Linked DNA regions of Mus musculus: all the other regions are linked to region 1. A link is a loop called in an ENCODE intact Hi-C map of the cell type or tissue named here. Cell type or tissue: left cerebral cortex. All regions are shown on one strand.

What was found. Hi-C counts contacts between places; a loop is a spot of excess contacts. Peaks named below come from ENCODE experiments on the same cell type or tissue, not always from the same donor. Only the 100,000 strongest peaks of a DNase experiment are listed, where the experiment ranks them.
Region 2: a loop joins it to region 1, with 2.5 times the contacts of the local background. A loop is called at or near these places in 8 of 42 quality-filtered maps.
Region 3: a loop joins it to region 1, with 4 times the contacts of the local background. A loop is called at or near these places in 12 of 42 quality-filtered maps.

What each region holds. Positions count from the first base shown.
Region 1 is chr7:143,462,500-143,470,499 of GRCm38, reverse strand. It overlaps Gm33663 (a long non-coding RNA gene), which reads left to right and starts at 4,002. Exons shown (of 3, transcript XR_378640.3): 1 at 4,002-4,303; 2 at 4,817-4,862; 3 at 5,869-7,165. In left cerebral cortex, CTCF peaks have their summits at 334 (motif pointing right), 3,992 (motif pointing right), 6,215 and 6,415 (motif pointing right); DNase peaks (open chromatin) are centred at 4,004, 5,262, 5,465, 6,402 and 1 more place; H3K4me3 peaks cover 533 bases.
Region 2 is chr7:142,890,581-142,898,580 of GRCm38, reverse strand. It overlaps Th (tyrosine hydroxylase), which reads left to right. Exons shown (of 13, transcript NM_009377.2): 2 at 391-615; 3 at 1,479-1,653; 4 at 1,899-1,987; 5 at 2,103-2,170; 6 at 2,502-2,552; 7 at 2,913-3,058; 8 at 3,129-3,264; 9 at 3,423-3,492; 10 at 3,884-3,940; 11 at 4,093-4,188; 12 at 4,440-4,573; 13 at 5,391-5,802. The coding sequence ends at 5,550. Among named protein-coding and RNA genes, the nearest start is that of Th, 5.4 kb to the left of the region's middle. In left cerebral cortex, a CTCF peak has its summit at 3,737 (motif pointing left); a DNase peak (open chromatin) is centred at 3,716.
Region 3 is chr7:143,090,698-143,098,697 of GRCm38, reverse strand. It overlaps Trpm5 (transient receptor potential cation channel, subfamily M, member 5), which reads left to right and starts at 4,056. Exons shown (of 25, transcript NM_020277.2): 1 at 4,056-4,132. In left cerebral cortex, CTCF peaks have their summits at 3,591 and 3,790 (motif pointing left); a DNase peak (open chromatin) is centred at 3,790.

The sequences.
Region 1 (8,000 bases):
CAGGCTCTGAAGACAAGGACAGAAAGCAAATTCATTCTTGTAGTCAAAATATCACAGGAACCATCTCTAGCTCAGTTGCTAGTTATCGTTCCCTTCTGAAATCTGTCAGGCTGCCACAGTCCCCATTTCCAATGGAAGTAATGTTTTCCAGGATGCTAAGATGCACAATTCATTTGAGAAGTCTGGAATCACCTCTGTGTCTTTGGGAATAACAGGGTTTTGGTTGGGAGTGGGCACAGAGAAGGGGGCAGGAATCGGGGTCGTTGTAACAGCTCAGGCTTGTTCCAGGTTCCTTCTCTGCCAAAGAGGGTGAAGCTTCAGACCTTGGCCAGCAGGCGGCGCCCAGGTCTACAGCTCTCTGTCTCCTGCTCTCAGGAAGCTGCAGCTTCTCAGGCTGCAAGGATTGGCGTTGGCGCCAGGAAACAGCCTGGGGACTGACTTGAGGAATCAAAGCATGGGATCCAGACTAGGCGTATGGGTTCCCATCACCCACTAAGCCCCACTGTAGGCCTAATCCTGGGGAGTTTATATGGTCCGGCTGACACTGATAATGGAGACTGACTCTGGCTTCCCCAGAAGTCTATAAAAGTGTCTACTGAGCAGCAGAGTGATAGTGCAGTCTGCAGAGCCTGGTCCCATTTTTCCAAGCCAGACCAGATGACCAGACATCAGGGTAGGAGCTGGCAAAGCTCATAATTGTCTTGGTGACACTTGGCTTTACTGGGATGGAGGGCCCTCCTGTCTCTTATCTCTGGAAGCGACACAGACCACTGTGGTATCTCAGTTGGGCTCCTAATCAGACCAGAGAGCAGTGTCGGGGAGCTCTGGTACTCAGTGCTGAATCCCCTTTTGGATGCTGATCGCTGCATCTGGATTCTCACCCTCTCCGTCCCAAGTGTTCCCAAGCTTTGGTCTCCATGTGGCAATAATTTCATTTAATCTTTGGGAGAGTCAAGAGGGCAGAGATCTGCCCTTGCACCCCAGTGAAGAGGGACAGGGTTTATTTTTTGTTTGTATTTAAAAAATATCTATTTTATTATTTTAAGTCAGGGGTGCGTGTGTGTGAGTGTGTGTATGTTTGTGTGTGCATGTATGTGTGAGAGTGCCTCTAGAGGCCAGGGTCATTGGCTGTTGGGTTCTAGACAGGTATGAGCTGCATGATGTGGGAACCAAACTCAGGACCTCTGCAAGAGCAGTGTGTGCTCTTAACCACTGAGCCATCTCTCCAGCCCTGGTATTTTATTTTATTTTGAGTCAGGGACTCACTCTGTAGCCTAGTCAAGGCAATCCTCCTGTCTCTGCCTCCTGAGTGCTGAGATTATTGGTATGAAGAGTAGTTTCCAGGGTTTCATTCCCTTTCCACCCTCTTCCTCTCTCTTTTGAAACTGGGTCCCACTGTGAGGTTCTGGCTGGCCTGGAACTCACTGTGTAGACCAGGCTGGCCTTGAACTCACAGAGACCTGCTTGATGCCTCTGAAGCACTGGGATTAAAGGTGTACATCACACTTGGTTAGCTGGGTGGGTTTCTGAGACCCCTGCTGCCCCTGGTCTAGGTCCTCAGATACAACTCTTCAATCTAGGGAATGATCGCCGAGGACAGAAGTCTTCCTTTTCCCCCTGGTTCTGGAACAAACATTTCAAACCAGGGCAGCCTATCATAGCCTAGTCATGGGTTCTACCCTGGATTCTGCTTGTCACAGTCATATATGGCACCTCTGAGTGGGTCTATCCTTTGTCCAGCTGCCTGCAGATCCCTTTAGTCTTATCAGTGTGGCACAGAGTAACACCTTGAAATCCCTTCTGTCTCCAGTCTTGCTGGGCCTTTCCTGGGGCTCCTTCTCTCCCTGCCCACCTGCTTGGACCCCCCCCCCCCCCACCGCAGGGCTCCCCTTCTAGGCATGCTTACTCCAAAGCAGGTGCTCCTCCTCCGTGCCCTGCTTTAACATGCAGGGAAGAACATTGGCTTGAGACAATCGGGCACAAGCTCAAAACCCTCCATGTCCTCTTCAGTGCCCTGGGCACTAAGGTTGACATCCAGGAGCAGCTAAGACTCAGCATCGGCCTGCTGGGAACTGGGCGTGTTGTTGACTCCAATTTTAGCACTCTGGAAGCTAAGATAGAGTTGTAAGTTGGAGACCAGCCTCAGCTTTACAGGAGATCCTGTCTAAACAAAATCCCACTCAAAATAAAAGTCTGGGGTAACACAAGGAGGTGGCAGAGCAAGTTGGGGCTCAGCATAGGGACTGCTATGATCAAGTTTAGATAAAGCTCTTGTCCTCTCTAGCCTCAGTTTTCCCATCTAGGATGTGGGGGTGAACCCTGCTCTCTGCCTCCTCGATTCTCTCAAAGATTAAATGCAATTATTGGCCCATAGAGACCATAGCTTGGGAACACTTGGGACAGAAAGGGTGAAATTCTACAGGCCATGGATCAGTGTCCAGTAGGGGATACAGCACCAAGTGTCTGCATGTGTGTGCAGAGACTGAAGGAATTGCACTGCTGACTTGTTGGGGGAGGGGCTGTGTTGTCAGAGCTGGTAATTAGGCTGCGGATTAGGGGACCCCACGTGACTATTGGTGCAAGTGCTTTTGTTGTGGTCTGAGTCTCCCTTAGCGCCACCCCAACCCCCACCCCTGGGATCAAAGGAAATGTACAGTTTTCTTTGCAGCACAGTGGGAGGGGGTCACCTGGAAGGGTCTGCGCCTTCCTCTCCACGTTGTTAGGGGCGACCAAGGGAAAGAGGTAGTGAGGCACCCTGGAGGGGAGGCTTGTTTTGACAGTTCACATGCCTCTTTCTCGGTCCTCAAGCCCTTACAGGAGCTTCACAAATGAAAAAAGCAGAGGCACAGAGAGGGCCATATGCTTACCCAAGGGCAGCCAGTAATGAATGCAGCTTTACCCAAGCCTTCACCTGTGCTTGTCCCCCCACCCCCCCACCCCCGATCAAGCATGGTAGGATACTTCTGACAGCCTTCAGGGATGGAACCTCAGGCCTTCGCTGCCTGGCTCTAGTGGCCTCTTCAGAACCTACCCTCTCATTCTCCCATTCTCTGCCACAGCCAGCTGAAAAGGCTTTGGTGCTCACAGACCTGGGGTTCTGCCCACAGCCTCCTTCCTATGAAGAGCCATTGATTGTGGGGCCCCTGTGTCCTGAGGGCTGTAACCCTTCTCTGCTGTGCCTAGAATCTTAAGGCATGCCTATATCCACACACATGGTCACCTAGGTAGGCCCAAGAAGGGAGTGCCAGGGGACAGGGGGACAGACCTAGCCAGCTCTAAGGTCTGGAGGTTTTGTGCCGCAAATTCAGGGGAGGGAAACAAGCCAGAAGCACTGGAGGCAGGCTAGGTTGGTGTGTGTGTGTGTGTGTGTGTGTGTGTGTGTGTGTGTGTGTGTAGTGAGAGAGCAGGTGGGGCTAGAAAGGAGGGTTGAGGATGGGAAGGAAGGATGGAGATGGGGAAGGCTCGGAATGGTAGACAGACCCATTTTCTTTGCTCTCTCCCTCTTCCTCTCCCTCTTCTTCTCCCTCTCCTTCTCTCTCTCTTTCTCCCTCCCGCCAAGGTCTCACTATATAGACCAGGCTGGGTTTGAACACACAAACATGTGTCTATCTGCTTCCCAAGTGCTGAATTTGATGGCTTGTGCCACCACACAGGACACCTTCAGCTCTTTGCCTCTGTAACTGGCCTTTTTTTCCTTTGTCCTACTACTTACCAGCCTCTGAGGAGAAGACAGGCTCACCAGCTAATGGCGAGTTTGGCTAAGGTGTGAGTCATAGCTCTGGTTCCCCAAGTACCAAGGCTTTTAACAATTCTAACTGGCTCCATTGGGAAAAAGCATCGTCTTGAGGGCATGCAGCCTCAGAACAGCAAGACCCCTGTCAAGTCGCCTTCAGGTGTGAGCCACAGCTGTGTGGGTGTGCAGCACCAGCTTTCTACAAGCCGGGTTGGGGTCTGGTGGGTGACGCACTCCTACTGTAATGTGGTCTCTGACCACCAGGGGGCAGAATGACTCCAGCCTTGGTCTTGGGCGGCGGGCGGCCTCTCTGCTGTAGCTTGTGGTAGCCACTCTGGCCTCAGCCTTGAGCAGCCCAGATAGGGAAGGACCCCTTACCCCACCCAGCACGGGGTCCTGGGGGAGACACTGTGAAGATGGAGCTGTTCCAGGCACTGTTGTTCCAACTTCGAGCCTGGTAACTGCTCTCTTTAAAACACAACGCAGGGAGGTCTGGCTTGAAGCGGGTAGTAGGAGCTGTGTGAAGGAAGAAAGAGGAAGCGCCCCTTGCCCTGACCATTCAGGACCCAGGTGAGCATATTCTTTCAAACTCCATTTATGGCGGGATCCTGAGCAGTCACTCCACCTCTCTGGCCTTGCTTCCTTCGCAGGGATGTTTCAGGACTAAGGGGTTCAACTGCCATTCTAGAAGTCTCGTGGTCTAGGGACACAGCTCAGTTGTTACAGTGCTTGCCTAGCTTACACGTCGTCCCCAGCACTACATAAACCAGGCAGGTGATGTGTATCTGAAACCCAGCAAATAGGAGATGGAGGCAGAGGGATCAGAACTAAGAGGCCATCCTTGGCGACATATTGAGTTTGAAGCCAGCCTGGTCCGTCCACTAGAAGCCTGTCTCAAAATAAAGTTTTGGCAACTCCCTTTACTCCTGAGGCGCTCTCTTCTCTCTCTTCTCTCTCTCTCTCTCTCTCTCTCTCTCTCTCTCTCTCTCTCTCTCTGTGTGTGTGTGTGTGTGTGCGCGTGTGCGTGCAGGGTGAAGACCCTCCTTTCTGTGAGCTCTTACTATCCTCTAGTCTCTTCAGCAGGTCCTGGGCTCCCCTGACACTGTAGCTATTGGAAGCTAGGCCAAAGGTAGGTGGCTTGGAGGGACCTAGAGATCCTGTGAGTGCACCTCGTGGGCAGGAGGTTCTGATTGTGTGTCCTGCTAGCACCAACAAGAAAGGGGAATGGGGGAAGAGAATGCAGGAGTACAAAGATCTACGTTTTTATTTCCTTGGCGAAGTGGGCCGCTGGACCCGGGGAGCAGGCGTTGAACACGGTCTGTGGAAAGAGGGAAGAAGGCTGGGAGCTTGGGGCTGGCCCAGTGTTTGAATTCGGTTCGCACCAGCCCTTTAGACTCCCTCATGCCCGAGACGGCCATCAGGATCCGGGGATGCCCAGTGGTCTTGGACTTCTAGAACACTGGGTCCTGGGCTCAGTCAAGTCATGCAACTGGGCGCGGGCTCCCCGCCTCCAAACCGCGGCGGCGGCGGCGAGGCGGCCGCCGCACGTGTCTGGGGGCGGCTCCTGCCTGCGGCTGTTCCTTGTTCGTAGTCTCCCTCTGCAGGGCCTGCCCTGCCCCTCCCACCCATTCCTGGGGAGTGAGGACCCCCAGCCCGGACCCCGAGTACAAGGCAGGCCCTGTAATCGGAGCCTGGGCCGCATGTGGCCGCGTCACCGGAGAGAGGCCGGCACCTGCGGAGGACGTGTCTGGCAGCGGCCCCAAGAACAGCCCGTCCTGGGGGCGGGGCGAGCCGAGCGCGGGAACTGGTGCGGGAGGGCGTTCGCCCTGCGCCCGCCTGGGGCCCCGCCAAGTGCGCGCAGGGAGCTGCTTACTGCTGGGGCGGCGGGGTTCTTCTGTAACCGCACACACCCCTCGGAGCCTCCAGTCCAACCAACAGGGCAGGAGTTGGAGACTTGGGGGACTACGGGGGGGGGGACATTCCAGGGGCTCCCGCCATCGCAAACAGAGTCAAACTCCATCCAGGGCTTGGTCCAAGTGTTAGTTAAGAGACCAGTGACTCTGACTGCTGAGTGATCTCAGGCAGGGTGCTGAATCTCTCTGAGCCTTTGTCTTTGCCCTGTTCTCTCTCTCCAGGGTGTTAGATTAAAGCAGGATCAAATCAGATGCTGGTCAGAGCCCACAGTAGGCACAAGATGGAGACACTTTTGGATTTCTTGAAGGTGCATCATTATCAGGAAGGCAGCTGGACCCCTGTCACCCATATGAAGAGACCCCAGAAGGGCTGTGGGAGGACTGTTCTCTGTCCATGACCCTCCAGGAGTCTCCAGAGGCAAGAAAGTGTGTCACCCAGCCCTTCGGCCTTCTCCCTCTAGTCCTGACCCTGGGACTGCATTCTCCACCTTCCTTGATGGATGGGTGACATGTGGCTCAGGGTTTCATGGAAAATTCTTCAAGGCCTTAATTTATCTGATATGACAGCTCAGGGTCTTAGAATCTGAGAAGGCAGCTTTAAGAGCCAGAGGGGAGACAAGTCTCAACTCTACACTTGGTTACTCCGGGAAGGCCCCAGAACCTGGGGCTCTGGGTCAGGGGTGGGGATGACCAGGAGAGCCATCCACGCAGGCAAGAAAGGGAGGCATGAGGCAGCCAAGAAACTGGTGATGTTCAAGTCGGCCACCAGGGGGCAGCATGAAGCCAAGGACAGGCCTCCTAGACTCGGACTCTGTTCTGGCCAGGGGCTGGAAGACCCTGAACACCCGGCTTCCTTGGGGGTGCTTGGAGTCCCCGTAGCTGACCAGCTATGCGGGTTGTTGTGAGTGCGATCCGGGGACGTTCTGGGAAACTAAACTGACTTAGCTGCTCCAGGCTCCTCTAAGAATGAAAAGGCAGGAGGGCTGGGGCCAATAGGCTTCCTGTGTTACGATTCACTAATCAAATCTCGGAGTTGGTTCGAAGAGCTGGAGGGTGTAGGTTAAGCTGGCCTTAATCGCCTAGGAGCCACAGCAAGGTTTTAATATAGGCAGCCCGTTTCCTCCTCGCAACAGACTGCTGAAGTGTCCGCCTGCCTACTGTTGTGTTTTAGCTTCAGTCAGTAACTGCGCCGTGGATTTTAGCGATTTAGGACACAAAATTTATTTATCTATCTATCTATTCATTCATTCGTTTGTTTTCGGCCCTGGGGATGGAACCCAGAGCCAGCGTTCATACTTGAGAAGTATCTCAAGTGCCATACCACTGAGTCACCTCCAGCTTTCAAATTTTATCTCGTAGTCCAATCACTGGCAGCGTGGCTGTGCCCGAGTCTTGCCACAGCCCTCATTCTGTTCCTCATTCGGCCAGTCAGGTGGGCACATAGAAAAAGAGCTCCTATGGCTGTAATGTAATTGGGTGCACACAGAAATATCGCCAACAATTGGTGGCAGAAATGGTCTTTGGATGTGTGGTCTTTCTGGGAGCTCTGGGAGAGGCAAGAGGTGAAGTACCCATTCTGCCCAAGGGTATGGGGGAAGATTTCGGGAGAGACTCATTTGCTAACCAGGTCCAAGGTCGAGGTCCCACGGCTTATACCCCTTCACACCACACAAGAAAGAAGTCAGGAAACTTGCGTCTGATGAGCCAGGGCACCAGACCAGCGCTCCATCCCCCAACTCTCCGCAGCAACACAGTTAAAAAAAATGTTCTTGTTTCCTTTGGATGTATTTTTAATGTCAAAAATAGAAGACGATTCTTGTAGCCAGACAAATGTTTACTTACCTACAGGTCCCTTGGGTTGGAGGGCTAGATGGGGAACTTAACCCTGCTTCTGGAAGCAGTGTGCTTACCAGGTCTGTTGATGCTAGCTAGCATTGATGGAACTTCACCGTTACAGACTTGTGGAGGGCTCACTTTAACCTGTGTGGAGACGGACAAACAAGCAGATGAAACGGGAATATGAAAGGAGAAAGCAAGTGATGCAAGCATCCTGGGGTAGGGATGCCCAGTGAGGCAGCCTGCAGCACAGATGATCTATCTGGCTGTCTAGACTGCTTCTCCCAACAAATAGGGCCCAGTAGCTCCACACCCCAGGGAGCACGTTCAGTCAGTCCTCTCAGCAGCTTTGGCCTAGGTTGTGGGCAGGGTGGACCTTCTCTAGCCTCGACAGCTGCAGCCTGGATATTTGGACTGTTGGGGAGACCCTGGAGGCCAGGTGGTCACAAATAAGTGTGGAGTGTGGTCCTGTGACCAGGGTCTCTGAAGAGGCCCATGTGGCTTTGACACAGGGACAG
Region 2 (8,000 bases), 570 kb after region 1:
TGTACAGTGCTCTCTACCTGAATGGACCACCCAAGCTATTCACTCCCCATGAGGTCTGAGGCTTTGTGCTCCTACAGTCTCTGGGCGCTGCTCACATACATCAGGAAAAACAACCTGAGTCACAGCCCTCTATCACTAATTCAGTTAGGTCTAAGCCTGGGAGGTAGGTGACAGGGCACCTCTATCTTGGGAAGATGGCAGCTAGGAGCCCCTGCTTTCCAGTTCTGCCATGGCTCTCCAGCCCTAGCTACCCACCATGCCCTGTCAGAACACTGATTAGCATGTTAGTCCTCCACTCCTACATGGCACCCAGTGGTTTGACCAGAGCCCTGGAGGCGGGATCAGCAGAGGCAGCAGCATGGAGATACAGGCATGTCTCTTGACTCTCAGTCCCCAAGGTTCATTGGACGGCGGCAGAGTCTCATCGAGGATGCCCGCAAGGAGCGGGAGGCAGCAGCAGCTGCAGCAGCGGCTGCGGTAGCCTCCGCGGAACCTGGGAACCCATTGGAGGCTGTGGTATTCGAGGAGAGGGATGGAAATGCTGTTCTCAACCTGCTCTTCTCCTTGAGGGGTACAAAACCCTCCTCACTGTCTCGGGCTTTGAAAGTGTTTGAGGTGGGTTGGCTTGGCCTTCCGGGGTAGCATGCATAAGATATGTAAGAATGTCTGTGTCCTCCCCCCACCGCCAGGGCTGAAATATGGCTGCTCAGGCCATCAGAGGCTGGGTCTCAGGGACTACCTTTCAGCTCCTCCAGTTAATCTCAGCTCCCTGACACCCACTGCTATATATACACAGCCTCTTACCCAGCTGCCCAGGGGTCAATGAAGCAGCTGATTACACTGTTGCTTTGGCTAATGACCTGCCCCCCTTCCCCTGCCCCAGAAAAACTCTCAAATGACATTAAAGCCAGAACCCTGTGAGCTCCCAGAATTGACAGCCTGGCCTAAGTGTTTTGTTGCTGGGCAACAGAAGGTGAAGATGAAGTTGACCCCTGTCCACCAGTCCTGAGTTTCCTATTTACCCTGTCATGGCCTGAGACTTGTGTCCTTGATATGGTGGAGTGTGATCCAGGCCTTTGGGCGTGGCCAGTAAGTCAAATTGAGACCATTAGGGGATAGCGCCTTCTGCTATGCTTTCTAGACAAACAGAACTGTCCAGAAAGGGGACCAAAGGCACAGCTGTGATGATTCCTGGATGGATACACAAGACAAAATCCAATCTATTGGATTTTGACACCTTCAAAATTCATAGGCAAGGGTAAAAACAAAAACCAAACGAACAAACAAAAACCAAACGAACAAGCAAACAACTGACAGTGCCTACCAGGGTCCTCCGTCTCCCTCATTCCCACTATTATGTCTCTCCATCTCTCCCTACCTGTCATCATCTCTCTCTCTTCATCTTCTCCACCCTCTCTCCATTGCTCCTTCCCCATCTGTCTCTCTCCTTCTCTCTCTTCCTGCTTTTGCTCCTGAAGACATTTGAAGCCAAAATCCACCACTTAGAGACCCGGCCTGCCCAGAGGCCACTGGCAGGAAGCCCCCACCTGGAGTACTTTGTGCGCTTCGAGGTGCCCAGTGGCGACCTGGCTGCCCTCCTCAGTTCTGTGCGTCGGGTGTCTGACGATGTGCGCAGTGCCAGAGAGGACAAGGGTGAGGATGGATTTCTGTCCCTGGCCTGGGGGTGGGAGGCAGAGTATCCTGCTGGGCGGGGGGGACGACCCTGAAGTGTCCACAGAGTTGGACCACCACGCTGGCTCTACCTTCTACTTTTTTTTCATGAATCCTAGTAAACTCTGCCCTCTAGGAGGTCCCTGGGGGAGGCTGGACCCAGCATGGCCAAACCTTATTATGGACCCATGCTTACCTGGGCCCCTTTGCCTCTCTTGCTTGTGAAGTTCCCTGGTTCCCAAGGAAAGTGTCAGAGTTGGATAAGTGTCACCACCTGGTCACCAAGTTTGACCCTGACCTGGACCTGGACCATCCGGTGAGCTTGTGTCCCAGAGCTGAGTCCTGTGGGGTGGGCACAGGTAGGGACTGACCCTGGTCTTTGGAGCAGGGAATGCCCAACTTCCTCCTGATGTGTGTTCCTTGGCCATCAGGGCTTCTCTGACCAGGCGTATCGCCAGCGCCGGAAGCTGATTGCAGAGATTGCCTTCCAATACAAGCAGTAAGGAGCCTGCCTGTGGGGCAGAGTCCCCAGACTGTAGAGAGAGGAGGAGAGGAGGGAGGAGGTGACTGGTTAGCTGTCACACAGCTTTACATGTCAGCTTGTCTGTCTCTGCTCTGTGCTTGGCATTATTCTTAGTCACAGCTAAGGAGACTGGGGCAGAGAGGCTAAGCAGCTGGTTTGGGTCAGTGTACCCAAACCAGTCCACTCCATACTCCAAAGGCCTCTGAACAGCTGATACAGCTTCAAACGAAGCCTCTCACCCCATCTTTCCTACTCTCCGAGATGGCGGGAGGGGGGTTGCCCTATTGACCACTGATCCCCTCCACAGGGGTGAGCCAATTCCCCACGTGGAATACACAAAGGAGGAAATTGCTACCTGGTAAGACCCTGCTGATGGTTGGGTTGGGCAGGGAGGGCTGGGCTTGAGAAGAGCCAGGGAGACGGTTCCCAGAATCCCTGTCTGTGAGGGCCATCTCTGGAAACTTTGGTACAATAGAAGAAGAGACTAAAGCCAGTTAGAAGAGGGGCTTCCAGTGGCCCAAAATAATCAGGTCATTCAGAGATGTCGCTATCGGCCCTTTCCCAGCCTCTGGGTTCCCTCAAACCACAGGAATGCCCTATGTATTGATGGGGGCCCACAGTTCAGGAGGATGGTGGAAGCAGGCAAAGCGTCCATGGGGTGGTCATGGGGAGAAGAACCCCAGCAGCTAGTAATTCCCTAAGCCCCTGTGGCCTACAGGAAGGAGGTATACGCCACGCTGAAGGGCCTCTATGCTACCCATGCCTGCCGGGAACACCTGGAGGCTTTCCAGCTTCTGGAACGGTACTGTGGCTACCGAGAGGACAGCATTCCACAGCTGGAGGATGTGTCTCACTTCTTGAAGGGTGAGATGCAGAGGAAGTAGGGCAGGGAGGGGCATCCCCTGTGCTATTTCTGATGCGAGGTCCCTTACAGAACGGACTGGCTTCCAGCTGCGACCCGTGGCCGGTCTACTGTCTGCCCGTGATTTTCTGGCCAGTCTGGCCTTCCGTGTGTTTCAGTGCACACAGTACATCCGTCATGCCTCCTCACCTATGCACTCACCCGAGCCGTGAGTATGCTGCCTAGGGCAGAGGACCCTGAACTTGTTGCCCAGTAATATCCGTGTGCAATGATGGCAGAGGTGTGGAGGTGCTAAAGTTTCCTTGTCTCCGGGGAAGGACAGAGAGCCTTCCCATTCCATCTTCCTTTTCTCGTGGCCTCACACAGAGACTGCTGCCACGAGCTGCTGGGACACGTACCCATGTTGGCTGACCGCACATTTGCCCAGTTCTCCCAGGTATGTTTAGGGCCTCAACGCAGAAACCAGAGGTTATTTGGTTGAGCCAGAGATTCAAAAGTTTTACTTGTTGGGGTACTCCTCCAGCTAGACAGTGTGTCTTCATGGATTCATGGGACTTGTAGGTAGCCAAACACCGAAGCAGAGACTGTTTCTGTAACAGGGAGGGACTAACTAGTAACACAAGTCCCAGGGGAAAGGGATTTTTGTGGGGTTTGATGCCACCTGCTGGTAATTCTGGGAACTGCAGGCCCTGAGCTCTTGGCTGACTTGGCGTGTGGTGAAGTGTATGTTGCAGGGTCCCCTGGAGAAGTAGCATCCAGTGCCCTTGCCTCAAGCACAATGTCAGAGCAGCGTCTTTTCATACTTTAGCCTCTTTCTCTACCCACAGGACATTGGACTTGCATCTCTGGGGGCTTCAGATGAAGAAATTGAAAAACTCTCCACGGTTCGTTTTCAGAGCCCTGGGGGGGGGGGGGGGGGGAAGTTCAGACCTTTCTTTCTGTCCCCAAGAACAGCCTTACCTGTTGTGGGTGCTACACACAGAGGGGCTATGCGCGGCACCAGGCATTTTAGGTGATCCTTATGATTATCTGGCAGGTGTACTGGTTCACTGTGGAGTTTGGGCTGTGTAAACAGAATGGGGAGCTGAAGGCTTACGGTGCAGGGCTGCTGTCTTCCTATGGAGAGCTCCTGGTGAGATTACCCTGCTCCCAGCCCCCAGCAAAGGAGATCAGGGCTGGAGGATCAGGGTGTGGAGGGCCCTGCTCTCATCAGAAGGGTCCTTGGCTCAGGTCTGAGATTCAGGCTGTTCTAGAGAGTGTATGCCTCTGGCCAGACCCCACTGTACAGTAGCCCAGAACCCTGCGGGAGGGGGGAGCCCCACACCCATGGCACCCATTTGCCTTGAGCGCTGCTTGGGTGTGATACCTGTGGCCTCTTTCTAGCACTCCCTGTCAGAGGAGCCCGAGGTCCGGGCCTTTGACCCAGACACAGCAGCCGTGCAGCCCTACCAAGATCAAACCTACCAGCCGGTGTACTTCGTGTCAGAGAGCTTCAGTGATGCCAAGGACAAGCTCAGGTGGGTGGAGCCATCAGGAGTCAGCCCTGCCCAGCTTCACCAGTGCAAGCCAGGCCTTGTCTTCACTTGAGAGCCCATTTAGTACACTCAGCAACACCCCCTTGTAACAAGAGTTCATGCTTGAGATTACCCTGCTCCTGGCCCCTCAGCAAAGGAGACCAGGGCTGGGGGGTGAGGGTATGGAGTGCCCTGCTCCCATCAGAAAGTCCGAGAAGAGAGAGACCAGCAGCATAGGGTCAAGGCAAAGTCAAGGTCAGGTCCAGGCCAGCTGTCTGTGCCTCAGCAGAGCCTGAGTCTCTCATTCTCAGCAGCACGGGCTGGAGTGGGATGGGGACAGATAAGAGAGAAAAAGAGGCAGAGTGGCAGGTAAGAGCTGCCACGAGGGCAAAGATTATAGAGGGAGTGGCAGCCCAAAGGCAGGAGACACAGTTATACAGGGGTCTGCAGAGGAGAAAGGAGACTGGTAGGTTGGTGCTTATCACTTCTCCCAGCCTGCTGTGCTCATCTGGCATGTCCACTCCAGTTTAGGGACTCTCTAGGGCACACAGTCACGGGGAGCTTCCCGAAGGAAGAAGCCCAGCTGAGAAACGGGGTGCTTTGCAGAGGCCTACCCACAAGAATCGCTGAGGCTTTAGTCTCCTGGGTGTCTAGAATGGGCTTTAGGGGTCTGGGAAACTCAGAAAAGCCATTTCCCCATTGCCCTTGGAGATTGCAGATCCTATCTGGAGCTACCTAACTCTAGCCTGCTTTCTCATGCCCATATCCAATCTCCTGTGATTGAAGGATTCATACTGGCTCCCCCCCCCCCCACACACAGGAACTATGCCTCTCGTATCCAGCGCCCATTCTCTGTGAAGTTTGACCCGTACACCCTGGCCATTGATGTACTGGACAGTCCTCACACCATCCGGCGCTCCTTAGAGGGGGTCCAGGATGAGCTGCACACCCTGACCCAAGCACTGAGTGCCATTAGCTAAATGCATAGGGTACCACCCACAGGTGCCAGGGGCCTTTCCCAAAGTTCCCAGCCCCTTCTCCAACCTTTCCTGGCCCAGAGGCTTTCCCATGTGTGTGGCTGGACCCTTTGATGGGCTGCTCTTGGTCCCCCTCCTCCACTGCTTCTCAACCACATCTTACTACTGCATGCGCTCCAGGATGGTCCTGCATTCCTCCTGCCCTTCATGCTGTATTCTACCCTGATTATTATCTCAATAAAGGAAGGAAAGGTCTCCAGGAGTGTTCCTGGCCTCTGTGTCACCACAATGATAGCTCCTAGCACTTGTATATGCCCTGGCTTCATTTGGAGGCTTCTCTCTGATCTCTTTCGTCCAATTCAGTCTCCTGGACACTCTAGACCAGACAGAAGTTACTGGTTTTATCTCCCTGCCAATTCTGAGCTCTCAAACAGTGCTGGAGGGTTGAACAAGGCCCCAGATGAGCTGTCCCAGAAGTGTGGACTAACAACACAAAGCTGGAGACCAGGGCAAGGAGTGACAGTCACAGGGTATAGCCTCTGACAAGGCCTGTAGACCAGACCCTCTCCCTGTGCCCAGGAGTCATAGGCACCTAGCAAGTAGGCAGAGGGATGAAGAAGGCTGGCAAAACACAAGAGCTGTAGCCCACCCACACCACACCTAATGAGTCCCAGGGGAAGGCTTATGTCCCAGTAAACCCCGTGAAATGTCTTGGGAATCAATGAAGATCTTTGACTTAAGTGAGACCCCAAGGAAGGCCATGGGCCCCAGAGAGACCTTGGGAAAGCCTTAGACTCCAAAGAGACCCCAGGGAAGACCTTGGTCACCAAAGAGACCCTTGGAAGGTCTTAGGTTCCAATAAGAAGCTGGGGAAGGTCTTGGGTCATAGTGAAACCCAGAGAAGACCTTAATTTGTTACAGTAGGGAGGGCTTTTGTGCCATTGAAACTCTGTCAAGGTTTTAGTTTCCAGTGAGGTCCAGGGTCAGGCCATAATCCATAGTGAGATCCTGTGGAAGGCCTTTTGCCTTCTCAAAGATATGGGGGAAGATTGTAGGCCAGAGTAGGATCTTGGGAAATCCTTGAGACACTCGAAAGACCTTAGCCCCCAGTGAGGTCCTTGGAACACCTTAGGCCCCAGTGAGATTCTGAGAAAAGATACTGGCTTATGCCAGGCTCCAAGGACGACTTAAAAATCCAGTGAGACCTTAAGGGTTCAATAAGAATCTAGTGAGACCTTTAGTAAGGGTTCAGTGAGAACCTAGAGAGATATGGTAGAAGACCTTTGACCTTAGACCATGGAAGAAAGCTTTAGGACTCAGGGAAACTCTAGAAAGCCCTTACCCACAGTGAGACCCTGAGAAAAGACTTAGGCTCTCATGACATCTAGAGAATGACCTAGGCACCACTGAGACTCTGAAAAATGTCTTTGTCTCACTAAGAATGAAGGATGGTCTGAGGCCCTTATTAAGCCCCAGAGAAGACTTTAGGCTCCAATGAGACATTGAAGGTTTCATGTTCTGGTAAAATTCTAGGAAGGCTTTAAGGTCCATTGAGAAAATCTGTAAAGCCTTGAGACTCAGTATACTGCTGCTCAAAGGGCAGCTGATTTCAACCTGTGGGCTGCAATCCCTTTTTTGGTCAAATGATCCTTTCATCAGGGTCACCTATGACCATTGGAAAACATAGATATTTACATTGTAATTAATAACAGTAGTTAAATTAGCTATGAAGTAGAAATGAAAATGATTTTATGGTTGGGGGTCACCACAAGATGAGGAACTGTATTAAAGGGTCACAGCATTAGGAAGGTTGAGAACCATGGCCTTAGGAGAAGGCCTTAGTCCACAATAAGGTCCTGGAGAAGGCCTTAGGCCCCAGTGGAAACTTGGGGAAGGCCTTAGGCAATCGTGGAGCACTGGGGAAGATGCTAGACCTCAATGGAACTCTAAAGATGTCTTTAGGTCACAGTGGGACCCTTGAGGCCCTTGGTTAGGCCTTAGGTCCTAGTTAGAACCTGAGGGAAGAATCAGGTTCCAGTGAGAACTTGAGAAAGATCTTTGGCCTCCCTGAATGCCTAAGAAAGACCTAAAGCCCTAGTATGACTCTGGAACAGGTACAAGTGAAACCAAATGGAAGGCCTTAGGCCATAGTAAGATGCTAAGAAAGATAGTAGACCTCTGTGAGACCCTGGGGAAACCTTAGGCTCCCAAAAGACTCTGGGGAAGGCCTTAGGCACCAGAGAGACCCTGCAAAGCCTCAGGTCATAGTGAAACTCAGCGAAGGCCATACACTCTGTTGAGATCCAAGGAGGATCTTAGGCCCCTGTGAGACCCTGGAGGAGGATACAGGTTCTAATAAGACTCCAGGGAAGAAGCCCTTAGGACTCGGTGAGAGTGAGGATGGGAATTCCACTTTCAGAGCCTACCATGACTTTAGGCCACAGTGAGAGTCT
Region 3 (8,000 bases), 370 kb after region 1:
GATGAATAGCTAGTGGACAGGAGGATGAATGGATAGATGGATGGTAATAATGAGATAGAGGCATGAGTTGGTAGACATAAGGATAGATGGATAATTAGATGGATGATGGATGGTGACAAGTAGTAGAGTTGATACGTAGATAGAATGAAAATAGCCCCTATAGGCTCATAGAAATTAGCACTATTAGGAGGTATGGTCTTGTTGGAGGAAGTATGTCACTGAGGGTGGGTTTTGATGTTTCAGAAGTTCAAGCCAAGCCCAGTGTCTCTGTCACTTCCTGATGCTGATGCCTGCTGACCCAAATATCCTTCTCCAGCATTATGGCTGCCTGCATGCCACCATGCATTCTATCATGACAATAATGAACTAAACCTTTGAATCTGTAAGGAAGCCCCAATTAAACGTTTTCCTTTATAAGAGTTTCCATGGTCATAGTGTCTCTTCACAGCAATAGAAACCCTAACTAAGTCAGATGTATAGCAAGATAGATGGATGGTAGATGAATGGGTAAATCGGTGGATGGATCAGTAGGTGGACGGACGGATGGATGGATCGATTAATTGATCAGTGAGTGAATGGCCTGATTAGTCTTGATTGTCAACTTGACAAGATTTAGAATCGCTTTAGGAGAACTGTCTCTGGGCATGTCTGAGAGGATTAAGATTGGGGAGGATCCACACCAGAAAGTAATCCTGGTCTAAAGAGGTCCCAAGGAAAGAGCAATGGCCACTTTCCCTTGCTTCTTCCTCCTGAGCAAGTGTGTCCATCACTGCTGTTGCTGTCCTCTGTTGACTTCAGACTCCAGCTACTTTGGTTTTCCAACATGAACTGAACAGCAGTGATTCTCCAGGGATCTTCTAAGACTGATTGGAACCAGACTGGGCTTACTGAGGTGGCTGACTGACTTCCTGGGCTCTGCAGACACTGGGTCTTAGTTCTGCAGCATGTAGATGGTCATTGTTAGACTACTTGGTACCTATCATGTAAGCAACCCTATAAATCTCATTAATATGTATATATTCTATGAGTTCTGCTCCTCTGGAGAAGGCTGCTGAACTCTTAGATGGATGGATGATGATACACAGATTAATGTGTCTGGAGGCTTGGCTGGGTAGGGACATAGGCAGAAAGAAGGTGGTGGGTGTCAGTTAGATGCCTTCATAGGAACAGGGACAGTGGCTCAGTGATAAAACATTTGCTACACAAGCATACAGACAAGTTCAGAGTCCTGGAACCCAGATAAAACTATACATAGTGTGTATCTGTGATCTTAATACTCCTACAATAAGTTGGGAGGTGAAGGCAAGAGAATCCCAGGAAGCACAAGTTCCAGAAAGTCTAGTGTATGTGATGGCAAAGAAGAGACCCTGTCTCAAACAGGGCAAGGCAAGGGATGACATATGGCATGCATGCATCTGCACGCATACACACACACACACACACACACTATAAAACAAGATGCCTGGGTGGATGGGTCATTGATGAATGGGTGGATGTGGTCAGTTTTCAAGATATCCTGGGTGCTAACCTAAGCATACTCACCTTGGTATGTCCTCATTGAATCCTAGGAAATGCTCATCATGATCACTGTCCTCATTGCCTGACAGGACCTGGAACAGGTTCAGGGCTGGTAGTTGATGCCACACTGAGGCTGGCTACCGGTCCTGTAACGGCTCTGCATAATGTAGAAGCATACACATTCTATAGACAGCATGTACAGGGGGCACAGATGTGTGCATGGAAGACAAGTACAGGCCATGGGTCCAGGAAACCATTAGTTTCCATTAGAGGCCTGGCAGGAACTCTGAGTTGGTCCCTCAGCCCCTCTGGCTTTGGTCTACAACTGTGGGATAGCACCAGGTCCAGTGTCAGACTAATAGACAGAGCTCAGGCGTAAGGCCTGTGATGCTCTTGTCCTTTCTCTTCCCAGACCATTGTCTCCAACTTAGAGACCACAGACACGAGTCCAACACGTTGTAAAAAATCCTGGGCCAAGAGGGTACTAAGGTCATGAGAGCAACATTGGTGGCCTTAGAATTGCTGTGGGAAGGAAAGGCCCTTGATTCCCTGAGTGTCAATGCTGGAGATGCAGACTTTCTGGGCCTGCAGAGTGCATCTCTCCACAGAAGGCAGTCAGAGACAGAATTGAGTCTAAGGGCAGAATGGGACAGGGCCATTGAGCTAGTGTCTGATCCTAGGAGGTAGTTTCTCTCCCAAAAGCATGCTGGAGTGGGGGAGGCTTTGAGTTAAATTCTGCAGGGTGGGGAGACTTGAAGGCCTGCCAGACTTTGGCCTCTTCTGCTCCAGTCCAAACCTAGGTGTCAGCCTCAGAGATCGTTCAGGCTACTTAAGAACACTGGCCCTCAAAGAACACTAGCCCTCATGGATGCTAGACGTGGCTTTTGAGCAGGTGGGCATGGAAGGCAGCTAGTGAGACTGTACAGTAGGTGGTGGGAAGGAAAACTGCTACCCTGGGGACACAAACTGGGGTGGGAGCAGCCCTTGCTGGAGACTTGCTCTCTGGAACACAGCCTTGCCCAAGAGGAAATATCTTCCTGGCACCAGTCAGAGCAACCACAAGAGAGACAGACACAGCTACCAGCCAAGCCATGGTGATCAATGTAGGGAAGCAGCTGTTGAGGGCAATTTAGGTATCCCTCCATGGCACCTTGATTCTCTGTCCCCTCATCACAGTGCTCGTAATGAGAGCATACGGGCAATTGAGCCTTGCCCAATGTCTATCTGCCCAGGGCCTGGAATGGTTTGGAAGCTGCTTCCCACTAAATGGCTATCTCCCCAGACCCCACTTATGCCTTCATATGGCTCATGACTATGCACATGCTCAGGCACACAACTGCCTTTGGGCACATGTTCTGTATACTTTCATATTCTGCACTTGGGGTTGGCTGGGGCTGCCCAGGGTCCAGCAGAACTATGGGGGAAGTGGCTGTTGATGGGCAAATGAGGAAGCAAAGGTCATTTCAGATGACAAAGCAGCACTGAGCAACGCTGCTGGGGTGCCTGGGAAGTGAGCTATAGGGGATGTGCCCTGTGTGGGTGTGGGCCTGGGTGAAGGGGTCCTTGAAAGACATGGGAGCCTGTGGTGACAAGCCTGCAGGAGATGCTCCAAGGAGTGGTGCCCCAAGGGAGCAAAAGAAAAAGTGTCAGGGCCTTTCTGGGTTTGATTATTAGGATCACAGGGGTCCATGAAAGGTTGTGGGTAAGGAGAACCATAATATGGTATTGGCCTAGAACGGTTAGGGAATATTTGGTGCAGTCCTTCGAGTGTCCAAAAGATGGAGGTAAAGGGGCAGCAGCAGATGAAGGAAGGGTTCTGGAAGCACTCCTATTCTCCACCTAGTCCTCAGACATAGGAAGGCTAGGCTTTGGATTGCTTGGTGGACATGAACTTAGGCTAGATTTCTAGAATCCAGTGAACTCTGGCCTTGTTCTATACTGAGATCCGGCCATTCCACCTAGGCCCCCGCTATGTACCCTCCTCCAGAGCTGTACCCCACAGCTCTCAAGCACTCAAGGCTTATAGTCCCTGCTCTTCAGGGCTCAAGTGGCTAGAGCTGGTCTGAGCCCCCAGCCCAGCTTGTAATTTTAGAAGGGCATCAAATGGGCATGGCTTATGTCAAGGTAACATGACAGGTATGCTAGGGGACATGCTAGCTCAGATGGTGATGTAACTGTGGCCCTCTTGCTTAGGACAAAGCCAGAGGGAGACCCCTCTCCCTGCCCCACCCAGGTCCTGTTTTTGCCTGTGATCTTGGCGCCCTCTGGTGGCTAATGTTGGGTCCTTGGCTGCTGCCCAACCCCTATCCTCCTACCCCTGGGGTTCATGGCAAAGTAATGAAAGCCAGATCCTGTGGTCTCTGGGGGAAGGGCTCACAGAAACACTGTCAAGAGCTGTCATGAGGGTCTTCCCCAGTTATTCACAACCGCCTGGAAGCTTGGCATGAGTATCTCGGTCTACAGGAAGAGAAACCGGGACTTCGTGTTGAAGGAGCTGGATAGATCAACAGGAAAAAAGCCAGTGTCACAGCCATGAGAAGCATCACGAGCAACAGCCCTGAGCCTCAATTTGGAGGCAGTCCTCATGCAGTCCAAGGCACTGACTGCCTGACTGGTAAGTAGCTAGTACTCAGCTCACTCACACCATAGGATTCTCCAGGAGTGTGGCACACCACAGATCAGGGCAGACATCTCCAGACCTTCTGGGACCTCAGGAGACAGTTCATCTGCTTGCCTATCATCATTGGGACCACTTGTCAGACACCCTTTCATGGATCATGTGTCCTTAAGGCAGTTCTTGTTTCCTCAACTAGAGAAACTGAGGCTTGGTGAGAAATGAAGCAGAATTCCCATCTGACCTCTGATCTCATGTTAGAGTACAGACACCCAGGCCGTACTCATCGTCTGTGCCAGGCAGAGCCCAGGGAGGAAAGGACCCATGTTTCATGTAACCCCTCTTCATGTAACAGTGGGCTCTTGGCCAGCCTGGATGTGCTCTCAGACCAGTGGCACCAATCTAGCCCTTGGTGGATGGGTGGTACCCTAGGTTCACTCATGCCCAGCTTTCTAAGACATCATTGGCTGCCAGGTGCTGGGTGTGGCATGTGGGTGGATCGAGGGAGGAACACAGCCTGCAGTAGGTAAGTGCCTCTAACACTCAGCACCAGCAGCTACATGCCAGGAATCTGGAAGGAACGGGCAGGTAAGCTCACACCAGGGTCAGCTTGCATAGGAGTGGGGCCAGAAAGTCGCTCAGTCCTCTGCTGAGAAGGTAGGAAGGGCAAGCAGGAGCTATGTTCTAGCCACATTTCTACCTCATGTTCTCCATCAGGGATGGCATCATGAGGACAAGTCTGCCATGAGCAAGGGAAAGGGCTACCCATTGTTCGGGAGGGTCTGGGTGGAGGGCAATCCAAACTGTGAGCCTCAGACTTGGAGATTACATCAGCCGCAGCACCTTGGAAACTCAGCCCAAGCTCAGGGGCTGCAGGAGGGAGGGGTGTAGGGGTGGGGACCCAGCTCCTCATAGTTGTATCTACGTCCTGCTCTGTCAGCAATGTCAGGTCTCTTCACCAAGGGGATGAGGGGTGCCATGCTAATTCATGCATGCAGTGACCTTCTTAGTTTTACCCACATATCACTGTAAGCTGGCACAGAGAGTTTAGGGACAAGTACGTTCAGGACCCCAGGATTTGGGTGCCAGATCTGTCGTGCTCTGGGCTCTTCCTATCTTAGGGGCGGAGAAGTACATTTATTTCAGGCTCTTTCTGTGACCGTCTCAGCTAGTAAGAGCCTCCAAGGTCTCCACTGCCTTGGGATTAAGAATCTGTTTTTTGTCTTTCAGAATTCAGGCATAGGATAATGATCAGGGTCATGTAGCTCCCCCCACCCCCGCAAAAAAACCCCACCAACAAAGGGGGGCATTTTAGACCTAGACACCTGCACATGCAAATCCTATTTGCATGCCTTCCCTCTTTGTGGCCACATTTGCCTGGTGCTGGCACATGCCCAAATGCCCCTTCACCTCAGCCTGGTGGGGAGAGCAAGGCCTAGTGCTTCCTGGGTGTTTCTTCCACCTTCCATGGCATCCAGGAGTCTGGACCATCCATCCAGTCTATACTGAAGCAAGGCAAGGTGATCTGGTCTACAGGGTCTAATCCATTGTCCATGAGTGGGGGTGCGTTGTTGAACTCCATCTTGAAAGGCACTCTCTAGGGCCTAGACCTTGGAAAAGAAACCTCCAGAGACTCAGGAGCCCCAGAGTACTCCTCCCCCAGCCAAAATGAACCTGTCCATGACTTTCCCACTGGGAACTAAGTGGGAAGAAGAGTAGGAGGTCCCATTCCCAGTCCAAAGACTGAGGACAAACAGCATGGCTCCCATACTTCAAGCCAGAGCACACATACAGCTTGAGTTACCTCTCTTATTGCAGAGCACAAGTCCAGATGTGACTGGGAACTCTCTTCCCAATAGTGAGATTTACTGCTAGCAGCATGTTTTTCACATTGACCCTAAGACAGTAGCTTTGTCTAGAAATGGGGTCTTTGTAGATGAGATGCAGGGAAGGTGGGGGTCCTGTCCTAGTTATGAGGTTCTTATAGGAAGAAGAAAGTACAGACACACACAGGCATAAGTCCCTGACCACAGAGGTAGGGACTGAGCCCACATAGCTCTAAACAAAGGGATGCCTGGAGGCCCTGGGAGTTGAAAGTTGTCCTCAGAGCCCTGGGAAAGGCCCCATAGCCTATCCATTCCTGGATTTGGGTTTTTGTCCCTAACACTTCAGGAGTGCACCTCAGTTGGGTCAGGCCTCCCAGCTTTGGTCCGTGTTCCAGCACACAGGGACATGCCTGTGACTCTAGCCAGATTCCTACGGGAAAACCATCAGCTGTTTATTCCTGTGGCTGGAGGACTTTATTCAAATCTTGACCTCCACAGGCCCTGGGTGTGAACTCCTGGTGTGGGTGAGGTGAATTTACATCTCCCACAACTGGGGCAGGATGGGCTGCAGGGGACCCAAGTAATCAAAGAGCTGAGCCTGGCTATAAGAACCAGATACAAGGGAGAGGGCTTGCCTGTGACCACACAGTGACCCATGGTGGCTACCTTCATATAGGGCCATACACTGGAAAATCAGGGTGACATGACTCTCTTGGTCTGGAGGCCAAGGTGAAGCCCAGGTGTCCTAGGTCTGCTTTCTGCCACTGAGATAAATACCATGGCCAAAAGCAACTTGGATAGGAAAGGGTTAATTTTCACTTGCACCATGCAGTCCATCATGAAGGGAATCCAGGGCAGGGGAGAGGCAGGAATGTGGAGGCAGAAACGTGCAGGCAGGAACTGAAGCAAAGTCCACAAAGGCATGCTGCGTACTGGCTTGCACTTCATGGTTTCCTGACTTGATTGTCTTATAGAACTCAGGACAGCCTGTCCAGGGGTGGTACTGTTTCCAGTGAGCTGGATCTTCCCATAGCCATCATTAATCAATAAAATGTCCCTCCTCCCAAATGACCTTAGCTTATGTCAAGTCGACAGAAAAAACTAAGCAGTTCATCGGGTAAGGGAAGCCACAAAAAACCAAACCAAAACAAAACAAAAACCCCTGTCATAGCGTAGCACCTAGAGCAGACCCCAAGAAGCCCCACATCTTCCCAAGCCAGACAAGGCACAAAGAGGAGCCTTCCTACCTCTTCTGCCTCTGAGGGTCCTACCTGCAATTCTCCCTTTCTGTCCGCACACCTGCCTCGGGTAAAGAGCATGTCCTACTCCACCCAATGGCTTAGCATATCCCAGTTACACCTACATCAAATGCAACAAGACTTAGTTTATACTGAGCTAAGTATGAGCAACTGTATGTAGCTAATGAGACCCCAAGGGATGTGTTGCACTGTGACCATGGTTACAATAACCTTTGCAACTTTTGTTGTCACAGAAATGATAACAGTAAGTCAAGGCATTTATCAAATACATTAGTGGGATAACCAGGTTAGGTAGGTTACAGCTAAGGGAGCAATTTCTGCTATAGGCCTCAGATGCTGTCTGATGACATTTTTGGCATTTGGGCTGGTGGAAGGAACCTTGAGGTTTGCTAAGAATACAGGCTAAAGGTTTTTGCCTGGAAGATGGATGTTCTGACAATAGAAGTTGGTAATAAATGTGTGCTGAAGACAGCCCAAGATAATTTAGCTAGAGAATCTGTAACATTTCAGCTTCCATAACTAAGACATTCTAATGAGCCAGTCATCTGCAGAACCTTCATCGGAGGTAAACATCAGTTCACATCTGCAAAGCCTGAACTTCTGTAGAAGGTCACAATGTACAGTACCAGGAGCTAGGGATCAGGTGTATCTTTTGAGATACACTGTCTTTGGGAGTCACACTATAAGCATGCTGGCTCCAGCGGTGTGTAGGGAGAACCTTGACTCAACTTCTGTCCAGGTTAGCCACAAGAGGCTGAGAATTAGTCCCCTCATAATTTATAC